Linked DNA regions of Homo sapiens: all the other regions are linked to region 1. Evidence: chromatin loops called from intact Hi-C (ENCODE). Cell type or tissue: endothelial cell of umbilical vein. All regions are shown on one strand.

Region 1 (4,000 bases):
ACTTCCAGCAACTGGGGGAATGAGTGGCTCAAACCTTAAGGGGCATTTGGGTATCAACAACAATCAACCCCCGTGCCATCTGCATCCAGCTGCTTCCTGTTTCTTCATCCCATCTGGCAGTAGCTGCTCTAGGATTCTTACTAGTCTGTTTTTCCAGGGGAAAAAACTGGTCTCTTGACTATAACTAAAACTTACCTTCTTTACTACCCATTCTAGCTTCTCTGCATTTGGCTCACTCCTCTGCTGGCCCAGTAGCTTATGTAATGGAGAGACTCAGACACTCACTCCTAAGGGGTCCGAGCTCTGGTCACCATGCCCTTCTGGTTGCCCATGTGCTGTCAAATGGGTCAGAGGATAACCAAGAGATTCCCTGTGGATCACTGGGTGCCAAATGTGTTCTTCCCTGACTCCACTGTGATAGAGCAGTCCTGCCTCCTAACAAACAGGCTCATTTACTTCGACTATGGCAGTGATTCCCTTCCTTGTCTGTTGCTTTCTTGGCTAAGAAGCTCAAGGTGACTGGGTGGTTGTTGAACTATAAGGTTTAATAAAACTCATATGTTCCTTGGTGGACGTGTTCCTTCTCTGGGAAACACAGACCCACAAAACCTAGAGTGGTGGTGATGGGAAGCACAGATTACCCAAGTGGGTCACTGGGAGTGAAGGTAAGCAGAGTTACCCTTATTTCTGCTATGCAGTTCCCATATCCATGTATTCTTCCTTTTTGATAATACAGCATCATGCGATGGTCATTGATTTAGGGTACGTACTTCATCGGCAAGCTGGTACCAGAGTTGCACCTTCACAAGGACAGTCCACAGCACTGCCAGGTCAGAAGTCTCTGGGTACTGTAGCATGTGGTAGCTCCAGTGGATCCCATGGTCACTGCTGAACCTCTGATGCTGTAAAGTGGATTCTGCAGTTACGTATATTGCAATACATATCTGCAATTATATGATAGTATATTATGTTGGCTCTCATGTTGTTGGATCACACTCTCTCTAAGCCTTTGAATAACAGTGCTGGCTGAGGCCCTGCAGGGAGGAAAGGCAAAGCTAGTAGCTGGAATATGAGTTAAGTCCAATTAAGCAAAGCAAACCTCTTCCAGGATGAAAGTGATCCAGTGTAGTTAATTCACCAGCATGTGGGTGATTCATCTCACTTAGGGTGCTACCAAACTGGGGACTCCAGTTTGGTCTTTATGGCTGGAATATTAAAAACTTAGTGGCTCTGGAGTTCGAGACCAGCCTGGCCAACATGGCAAAACCTGGTCTCTACTAAAAATACAAAATTAGCCAGGTGTGGTGGCGCACACCTATAGTCTCAGCCAGTCAGGAGGCTGAGACGAGAGAATTGCTTGAGCCCAGGAGGCGGAGGTTGCCGAGATCACACCACTGCACTCCAGTCTGGGCAACAGAGCAAGACTCCATCTAAAAAAAAACGAAACAAACAACCAAACAAAAAACAACTTAGTGGCAGTAATAACCAAATGAGCTTTGGTAAGTGAAATCTCATACTGATGGGCCCAAGCATAGGCTCCACTCTTGTGACCATGGCTATTCTGTTAATACACCTGTTGTACCAGCTGTAGGGTGGACAGTGACAGAATGGCTGATGTCTTCCGGTCAGTACTTCTGCTGAAGTCATATGGAATGTGTACTTTAGTTCTAAAGGGAGACATTGCGGTAGTGCAGAACAGCATCAACTACACCAGATAAGGGATCATAATGGTTTCATGGATTGCATAGTGAGTATGAGAAAAGGGAGGAGGCAAGGATGACTCCTAGGTTTTCCACCTAATTATCATGGTGAATAGTGGAGCCACTCATTAGGTGGAAAGACTGGGGAAGTGTAATTTTGGAAATGGGTGAAAGGGTAAATGGATGGAATTTCAAGAATTTGGTTTAGTGTACATTCAGTTTAGTACACATTTAGTACACAAACATCTTGTGGTCATTTTGCCACTTTTCTGAAGGAGGTAGCATCTTAAAGATCAGTGTCCTAATGGGCGTTTCTTTTCTCCCAGGCTGGAAGAATTGAGACTGGTTGATTTTATTTTAAGCCTTTGTATAGCTCTTTGTGAAGATAACTTAGTACAAATGCTAAACAAGAGAGCATCACCCATTTGTTTGGCCTTTTCAAAATTTACATCCATCTAACTTGATCCAAACAAGCAACTTCTCTTTACCAGGAACCCCATAACTTGCTCACTTGGCACGCAAGGATCTCCTGTAGCCCACAACTGAGTTATTGCCACCACAGAAGGAGGAAGGGGAGGCTTGTTTTTCACTGTAGTGAGTTGGCCTGCTGCATGATTTCAGAGGCTGGGATTCAGCACACAAAGGTTACCTACTGTATTTAACCAGTGAGTGACTCATCAGGACAAGAATGTGGGTAAAGGGCCTCTCAAATGGTGACATTCTGCAGTTCTGCTCTTGTCTCTACAGCTATAGGCTGCAGTTGAAAGAAGAAAGGTGGCTCTTAGTGGACTAAAATAGGGGGCTGCATCACATATATACTCTGTTCATCCAGGCAGTGGCACATGACTTTGTAGGAGTGAAATGCACATTTTCCCAATCTAATTGTTTTCCAGAATCATTCTCTGTGTGGGAAATAAACCTCATCCTCCTGGCCTTAGAATTCTTAACATACTATTTGCTCTCCTAGGAGTTTTGGTACTTCGCCAAACTAATTGCTTATCTCAATGACTAAGGACAATTTAACAATAAAATTTCCTGGACTCTAATGCAGGAATTGCTGACTCATGAGGCCTGGAGAAAAACCCCAGAAACATATACTTTTGAAGGTAAACTTGTTTTTTTAAAGTATAACACACAGAAAAGTTCACAGAATTACATGTGTAAGTTCGAGTAATTGTCATGAAATGTGCATTCTCATTTAACGCTTTTTGTTTCCTATTTTGTAACTATATGTCTATTTCAAGGTCATGTTTTCTTTAGAATCCATATTTTTAAAGATCTCTATGATTCTGCTGCATTAGAGGTTTAAGAAAATCCAGTTTGGAGTATTTGAAATCTGTTAAACAATGTTATATACCAGAAGAAGTATCTCAGGTCTGAGTTAATAATAGTGAGGTTTGGTCCAATGTCAACAATGTCTTTCCTAAAGCACTAAGTGAAAGGGAGGGGAATTAAAAACCAAGGTCTGATATCATGGTCTGTTGAGGACGGATGGGGTAGGTGTAGAGTAAATGAAGAGTAAGTAACGTTGGATTGCTATGTCAAGAACAAAAACTGAGGAAACAGAGCCAAGCAGCTTTCCAGTTTTGGGTTCACAAGCTAAAAGGGGATAGAGCAGAATTTCAGAAAGAGAAGAGACTTGGGCCTTATGGCCTAGGCTATATCTGGGAGTGTCCTCCCTTGACAAGGGTCATCAGGATTAACCCCTCTGCACCCTCCTTGCCTGCTTTGAGAAAGGGAATTTACTCCACTGCTAGTCTATCTGCATTCTTACCATATTTTGGAAAGTTATTCTATTGTTCTATTACAGAGAAATCTTTGGCTAGAATTCAGTGGGATAGGCAGTAAAACATGTTCTTGCTTGGGAATGAAAAAAGACCAACAACAAAACTAGTTTTCCATCCCAGCTTGACCACTTATATTTTTCAATAAATTCCTAATTTTATCCTTTTAAACATAGGTACTGTTACCTTTGGTGCTGCTAAGACCCAAGCTCTGGAGTCAGACTAATAGGGTTCAAATTCTTGCCTGTGATTTTGGGCAAATTGCTTAATATGTTCCTTCATCTGTTAATTAGAAAAAATAATAGGGCCAGGCGTGGTGGCTCATGCCTGTAATCCCAGCACTTTGGGAGGTCGAGGCGGGCGGATCACCTGAGGTCAGGAGTTCGAGACTAGCCTGGCCAACATGGCGAAACCGCGTCTCTACTAAAAATACAAAAATTAGCTAGGCGTGGTGGCAGGCGCCTGTAATCCCAGCTACATGGGAGGCTGAGGCAGGAGAATCACTTGAACCGGGAG
Region 2 (4,000 bases), 300 kb after region 1:
TTGTGACCTCAAGGTAATTTGCCATAACATGATACAGACTGCCCCAGCACTCACTGCCAGTGCCAGAGAAGAAGGATGGCCCCATTTGAACTTGGGAAGTGGCTATTCTGAAGAATTAGAATCTCTTGCCCAGAGCATGTGGCTGAGAGGCAGAATGTGAAGCACCTTATTTATTTCATCTGGGCTTTCTCATGTTTACAGGGAGCTGGCATTTCTCTGTCATTCAAAAGAAGGAAAAAAAAAAAAGTCAACGATTGGTCATTCTATTATCAAAGAAGATAACATTTTATCAACTTTTCTTAGATATCTCACATATTCTTCCTTCCAAAAGCACTTGAAGCTTAATTTAGTCAATGACTGGTCAAAGGGAGAAAAGTGACCATTACAATTTGTCATTCACCCAATAATTGTAATCAAAGTAATAACAGCAATAATAGTAATAGTTAACATTTATTATATACATATTGTGGACAACGTTTTATCGTAAGTACTTTACAGAGAATATCTCATCGTAAATCTTCCAAAAACCCTAGGGGATATTATCCCCATTTTACAGAAGGGAAAATAATCCCCAAGTTTCCTAATAACAGGATATCAGGGAGATTTCAATAGAAGAGTCAAGCCAACAAAAACAAATTCAGCAGACAATGGAAATTCTGTTGGGAAATAACACCCCCAGTGGCTCTATCACTCAGCACCAAGAACACCTCCAATGACTGTATGAGTTTCTAGCAACATGGTAACTTTCAGTTCTCGGAAATGTCCAAACAGAGAGCAAGTCATGTGAAAAGATACTTAAGATTGAGCCACTTTCCATTCCTTGAAAATTTAGATCTATGCTTAAAGTTTGCTTCTAGCCTGTCTATATTAGTAGGAGTTGTATTCATCAAGTTGTTTAGAAGTAGTGTTTGTTTAATCAGGGCTTTTTGATGTACAAAGCACTTTTAATTCATTATCTCATCTGATTATTTTCAATGATGGTGACAAATAGAAGTCTTTGTTGCCATTTTATACATAAAATTGAGGCTTAAAATGTCCTCAAGCCCCAGAACTGGATACCAAAACCCTGTCTTCTGCCTCATGTCCCATCTTATGCTTTCATCTTTCAATAAGATGGAGAAGCGAGATTCGTGCACAGGGTAAAATTTTGTTTCAGCACCACACACTAGATACCCAACTAGATCAAAGGATTAATAAGAGCATGTCACCAGCTGGGGATAGATGTATCAAACAGAGATCGTGGGTTAACTGGTATTCAGATTGGGCCAAACACCTTCAAACTTTACTGCAAACAGTTAACAAAATCACAGTGGAATATAGATGCTTTTTATGTTCCAGAAAACAGTCTTTGGACCACCTCAAAAGAAATTCTGTCAAAGCTGTTTTTCTTCTTTAATCCAGGTTGGCTAGTAGCCAAAGAAACAAGGTCTTCATTGCCCACTTCAGTCCTCAACATTTCAACTGAAAAGGGAAGCTTAGGCATAGTGCTTTATAAAATACCATCGGGTGATTAGGGCTTAGAGACATTTCCTGACGTCTAATGGAGATAAGGAATGAAGGCTCCAGAACCAGTTGAGGTACAATTCACTCCCCTGATAGCTAAGCAGAAAAAGAGCTAACACTGGAGTCACCCAGTTTCCCTCTGGAATGTCCCTCTGAGTTTGAGGAAATTCATGTCATCACCTTCCCACCATTCAATAGTCATGGTTATTAGTGGTATCCAAAGATATTCAGAGTCAAATTTAGGTCACATGGGGCCAAACAATGGAATTCCTGCTCTCAAGGACAGAGGAACACTCTAATTTCATTTTCACGGTCAGCATACACGCAATTTCCACCCCAGACATTTGTTGTCCAAAACACTGCCTAAACTTGAGTGCTATGATGTGAAATATATATCTGAAGTTCTGTGGCCTCTTCAGGGGACTGGGGTGTCACCCTGCTTGGCTTCTCTGATCAAAAAAGACTTTCAGCCCAGAGAACCCCTGGCTTCCAACTTGAGGACAGATCCCTAGAAAAGCCCTGGGCCCCTTTTGGATGTGGTACTGTGTAAGGTGAGAGCTTCATTGGAGTTAGAACTTAGGACTCTGAACACTTCACAGCTCAGATCATGGTTTCTTTGGATCTAGAGCAATTGGGAGAGGTGTAGAGAAGGGGCAAAGGGGACAAATTCAGCTCCTGGAAAGAACTGCCAAGATCTCAGAATAGAGATTTTTTTTTTTAATGCCTCAAGGAAAGCACAAAAAAGAAAGCATTCATCACTTCTGCAAGGAAACCTTCCCTAATTACATTGAAATAAAAATACCCTTCCTCCGGCAACCCCCTCTGCCATTCCCCTTGAGTATCATGTTATGCTGGCAATTTACAATTTCACTGCCAGAGCAAAACACTCCTGTGCAGGTTACTCTCATATATTTGGTTGACATTCAGAATCCTGATATCTCAAAAAGTGATACTGCTTCTGTGAGCCTATCCTGTTACTTATAGATCCATCATGTTCATTTTGGCTTATAAGCCCCAGTGGAGCAGAGATGATACCCATTTTGCTAGTTTAACATATACATCAACACAAATATTCTTACCCTACCTTATAATCTAAATCTCCATTATGTATTTTCTCAAGTGAGTCCAATTAGAAATTATTAGATGATACTGTGTACTTTTTCAAACCCATCAAGCTATTGCTGATCCAAAAGGGAAACAGCTCCCTTCAGCTTCTAGTGAAAAGCCCTTCTGTTAGACAAACTCCCTCTCTATAATTAGCTAACATTTCTTTCAACTTTGGCAGCAAGAACAAATAGGCCACTTCAAACATGAAGAGTTTAAGAAGGTTCCGTGGAAAATGAGCATAGGTGCACATAGCTGTTGGTAGGGATAGTTACTTCTGCACAGCACACAGAATGCTCACATTTGGTCATTTTTATCTGCTAAGAGTAGGCTGAGAACCAAGAAATAAACATGGCATCTGGCCCTGAATTGCAACTATTTTTTGCAATTTGCAATCAAAATACTTTAAAGAACACTTGCTTAAGAGATTGACTGATTCATAATAAAGCATCCGGTTCTCCCACCTGTATAACCAGAGCTGTCAGGAACACACTGCAAATGACAATCCTTTTGCTTCAACACACAATGTCAGATTCTTCCCCCATGCTCTCTTGTCTTCCCTAAAATGCCATGTATGACTGCCATGCCATAAAACCAAGTACCATAATGCCCTGATGCTGCATCCAATTTCTTAACCCCAGGGACCTCCAGGGCATCCAAGCTCATCCAGAGTTTATCAAGATCCATCAGGGAGCAGCAAGCCCCACTAGGGAAGGAGGTGGAGGTAGGGGAGTTACCATCTACTGAGAATGTATCACGCTGCAAAAGCTGGAGTTGTATTATCCCATCAAACGCTCACAAGCACTCCAGGAGTATATATTCTTCATTTTGCGTACGAAAAACTAATGATGAAAAAGTTTAACGAACATGCTAAGCCACATGTTTCAAGTTTGGATCTCAAGTTAAATGCCATGCTCTTTCCACTGCATCACAGGCTCCAATTTTGGAGCATGGGCACAGGGCATGGGAACATGAGAAATTTTAGGAGTTGATTTTTTATCTTAAAAATCAAGAATAAGTCAGCATTGATTTTAAATTTTTCTTACATATAACACTTTGGAAAGAATGTAGAAAACTTAATAAAGGATAGGAACATGGAAGATATGGAATCAGGTAAGAAATTTACTGCAATATTCCAGGAGAGAGTTGATAAGGGCTGGAAATAAGTTGTCTACCAGCTAGGATTCCTTCATTTTGAACAACATAAACAAACGAAAACATCCATTCAAACCCTCTAGCTACTTTGAAAGAGCTTTCATTGGAAGGGTTTGGTGGGCTCACATGATTGACAGAAAGCAGGACAGCCAGGCCTGTGAATGTACCACAACCAAGGAGAGAGACCCTGGTGTAGCAAGACCAGTCTGGTTGGGATGCTTCTGCCACCACCCTGCCC
Region 3 (4,000 bases), 300 kb before region 1:
AAGCACAGACCCAGGTCTTAAAATAAATAAGCTCATTCAAAAGAAATCAAGCTACAATTAAGTGAAGACATATTACAAATTTAAGAACATCACCATCGCACTAGCAGCACATTAAGGCCACCAGTGCTCAAGGATCTTGGCTATCCCATTGCTTTGACATTGATGTATAGGCTAAGAATGTTGACTAAATTAACAGACTTTTTAAAAAGTATCTTTTAATGTAGGATGCTATTAATACTTCCACTGAGCTTGTAAAAGATCCCTGGGGTGCTGATCCTGAGAATCTATTAATGGAAGTGCACACATGAAATGACTTGCTTCCTTTATGTAGATGCTTACTCAAGAAGATGTTGGACACTGGGGACGTTTTGTGACCAGGAAAATACAGTCATCTGAAAAGACTGGCAGAGAATACTGCCTGGAGGGGGATGTGCTCCTTGTCTGACTCCTTTGAAGATCAAAAAGATAGAGGGAGGATTGGGAGAGGGCTGAGCAGGAGAGAGCAGGAAGGAGACACACTGAGCTGGTACACATCATGGGATGAAGGCCAGGAGAAACCAGGCTGCAATAAGTTAGGAGTCTACAGAGAGGGAGATATGAGAGCCATTTTGTGAAACTTTCCCCTAAGAATGGAATCATGCTTTGTGAGGTAAACTAATGGGGGGATAACATAGGTTTAATGGGGGACCTTTCAAGGACCTCTTGACTTGGTGCACCTATTCATCTCATCAGTGATTATTCTGTGCCCAAGACACCATAGTGTCCTGGATTTACAAAAGATAGGCATGAGACTGTCTCTGCTTTTGTAGAATCAACAATACCTCTGAAGGACCAAACCTATGCAGAGACATGCTCAATTTCATTTATCTAGTGATGGAACTTCATGGAAAGATGGCTAATGCAACATAACATACACTACATGAAGGATGAATCAGACTTCCAAAACTATAGTCTAATTCACTCCTTGAAAATATTCTTTTTCTTTCTTTTTTTTTTTTTTTTCCTGTGGCCCAGGCTGGAGTGCAGTGGTGCAATCATACTTTTGTAGTAAAGTGTCCCTGTGGTTTTGGAATGAGAAATGAGACGTTTATTTTCCTCAACTCACTGCAGCCTCAACCTCCTGGGCTCAAGCTATCCTCAGGCATGTACCACCATGTCTGGATAATTTTCTTTTTCTTTTTCTTTTTTGTAGAAGTGGGGGTCTCACTATGTTGCCCAGGCTAGTGTTGAACCCCTGGTCTCAAATGTTCCTCATGCCTTGGCCTCCCAAAGTGCTGGAATTACAGGCATGAGCCACTGTGCCTGGCCAAAATATTTTTCTTAAACAATGAGTTCTTTTTCATATTACCATGAATTTAAAATTTCTCTGAAATGACCAAAGACCACTTTTTGTTTTCAAAAGATATACAGTACATCCAGGGAGCTGGCTTCCAAGTTTCTTTTTTCTTTGCTGTTAAAGGCAACAATGGAATAAGACTTCAGAAGGTCTCTGTGCTCAGGATGGTGAATGATGTAGGAAATAGCTCCGTACTAGGGACTCTGGGGCAACCAAAACATTGGTACATTGCTTGTCTAGCCTAAACCAGTGGGAACTATTCTCTGGATGCTTTTCCCCTTACGTTTTCCCCTTTATTGCCCTCATGGACAAACTCATACATTGATTTATTCAACATATATTTTGACCTCCACCTATGTGTTAGGCACAGTATCAGGCACTGGGCACCCCATTACATACAGGTCCAAGCAGTCCCTGCCCTCAAGGAGGTTAATATCTAGCCAGAGAGACAACATTATTAGTTTAATAATAATTATACACGTTTTTGTTGTGTAATATTACTGCTTAAAGATTACAATTAGCTCAATTATAAGATAATTTACAAAATGCCCAACGACTAATGAATATGGGTAGTCATTGTCCAAATAGCTGTGCACACATCATCATTTAATTATAGTACTGAAGACAGCTGCACTGGCAAAGTGCAGGGTGTGATGAGAGTGGGTAATGGGGCAACCTGCCCTAGCCGCAGGGGCTGGGGAAAGCTTTCCTGAGGAAGTGGCTGTTAGCAAAAGACTGGGAGAGGGAATAAAAGTTGGCCCGGGAAGAGGAAGTAGAGAGGAAGGACAGAAAATGGTCCAGGCAGAGGCAACAGGACAAGAAAAGGCCCTGGGGCCTTTGAAACCCAGTTCCACTCTTGATCTGCAAACCTTTTTAGGGATACTACAAACTAGTCCCCTTACACTTTTCAAACAAAGAGAGTTCACAGTGCTTTCAGTTGCCCACTTTTATATGCTATCAACAAATTCCTAGCTCCCCCCATTTTCTCCATTTCCTCTGTCCTCAGTCTTCCCCCCACAGTGTTCAGTTACACAAAAGGGCCTACGTGTTTACCAGCCTCTTTCATGACCCTGATCAACAAGCTTTGGTGGAAGACATCTGCGTCTAGACAAAAGATTGGTTAGTCTTTGTGAAAGTAAATGTTCCACGTCTGACTCAACCTGACCAAGAGCCAAGAAAAGGATGATAAGGCTGATGGAAAAGATTTTCTTAATGAATGGCAGTAAAAAACAGCCCAAAGGTGAAGGCAAGAAACAGCCTTGGTGTTTCCTGGGGCTCCTGGCCCCAGACAGGCTCTTGAAAGCACTCAAGGATAAGAGGTAGGAAGGTTATTTCATTTCCTCTCTGCCTCTTTCTATTTTAACACTTTCCTCCCTCTCACGCTAATCTCTATTCCCCACACCTCATGCTCAAAACAGTCACCCTTTAGGTTTTGGGGGGTAAGTATTACCCCTTTCAAGTGGGTTAAAATGTCTGGAATGGAGATTATTAAAGCTAACTTTCCTGGTTATACCTTTTTTTTTTTTTTTTTTAAACTCTTTCAACTTCAGTATCTTGGAAAGTTGAGCCTATCATATCACCAGGAGGATTGAGAGTTTAAACAACAATTACAAATTACGTGGAAAGTTGGAAAAAGAAGAGAGTTCCCTCTATTCTTCCCTGGCATCTCTGGGTGGCTGTTGTCCATGCTGGAGGAGTTGTCACCTTATGTGCCCTTGAGGGACCTCCCCTCAGGAATCAGCAGTGGGATAACCTTGCAGGTGTTTTTTGTTTTTTCCCAGAAATAAGAGACGTAAGCAAGGTTTAAATTCATAGCCAAGTAACATAATTTGCTGTCAAATTTAATGAGAAAAATTTAAAAATTAAAGCCACATCTAATTTTTAAAATACATGATTATGTACTGAGCTCTTTCAACACAGAATCTTACATAGGTCTTCTTTCCTTTTACAATGATCCTTGTAAGGTAAGTCACACAACTGTTTATTTTACAGAAAGGAATCTGAGGCTCAAAGAAATTAAGTCTCTGGCTCAAGATCATAACTAGTAAGTGGCAGAACCGGGATTTGACAGGTGTTTTGATTTTAGGTCCAATGATCTCTTTGTTACACTCACTTCCTCACCTGTGGGCTGTGAGGGACTTTGTTGCTTAAATAAGCTAGGGCTCCAAGAACCCAAGCTTCTAGGATAAATAATAACCCAACCAATGCAGGGTGTCCACTATGATTCACCGTGGCGTCCTTACGTATTTTGGAAGACAGCAGTATTTGAAGGATAAGATTTTTTTTTTTCCTCTAGGATCCTCTAGGAAGGCAACTCAGGTCCTATAAAGAAGCTGCTGATTTTCACCCAGTGGCTGGGAATTTGATGGGTCCCCCTAAGATCTGCAAAGGGATGAAACTGGAACTTATTCTCCAGTTCTATGTCTAGGGTGGGTGGAGATCGATATTTTGGGAGAAAAATGGGAGCATAATGTAGAGGAGAGCCCCTGAAGGTTTGGGTTCCTTGTGCTGAGACCTAACATCCTACAACATCTCCTTTGCAACTGGGAGTGCTTTGGAATGTTTAAAAACACGTGCTTGAGTTGAGCAGTGGAGGCTCAGAGGACACTCTTGCATGAGGTGGAAAGGCTCAAAGTCCTGGCCTTCCTTCTCCTTGTCTCTTGA

The links. Hi-C counts contacts between places; a loop is a spot of excess contacts. Peaks named below come from ENCODE experiments on the same cell type or tissue, not always from the same donor. Only the 100,000 strongest peaks of a DNase experiment are listed, where the experiment ranks them.
Region 2: it touches region 1 in a loop (7-fold over the local background); 7 of 110 quality-filtered maps call a loop at or near these places.
Region 3: it touches region 1 in a loop (11-fold over the local background); 4 of 110 quality-filtered maps call a loop at or near these places.

Annotation. Positions count from the first base shown.
Region 1 is chr15:39,126,784-39,130,783 of GRCh38, reverse strand. All of the region lies in intron 1 of LOC105370777 (a long non-coding RNA gene), which reads left to right. Among named protein-coding and RNA genes, the nearest start is that of LINC02915, 120 kb to the left of the region's middle. In endothelial cell of umbilical vein, no CTCF peak of the experiment used is centred here; DNase peaks (open chromatin) are centred at 33, 2,363, 2,493 and 3,123; H3K27ac peaks cover 3,903 bases.
Region 2 is chr15:38,826,008-38,830,007 of GRCh38, reverse strand. No RefSeq gene overlaps it. Among named protein-coding and RNA genes, the nearest start is that of LINC02694, 130 kb to the right of the region's middle. In endothelial cell of umbilical vein, no CTCF peak of the experiment used is centred here; DNase peaks (open chromatin) are centred at 707 and 1,647; H3K27ac peaks cover 3,716 bases.
Region 3 is chr15:39,428,609-39,432,608 of GRCh38, reverse strand. No RefSeq gene overlaps it. Among named protein-coding and RNA genes, the nearest start is that of THBS1, 150 kb to the left of the region's middle. In endothelial cell of umbilical vein, no CTCF peak of the experiment used is centred here; DNase peaks (open chromatin) are centred at 1,608 and 2,458; H3K27ac peaks cover 3,925 bases.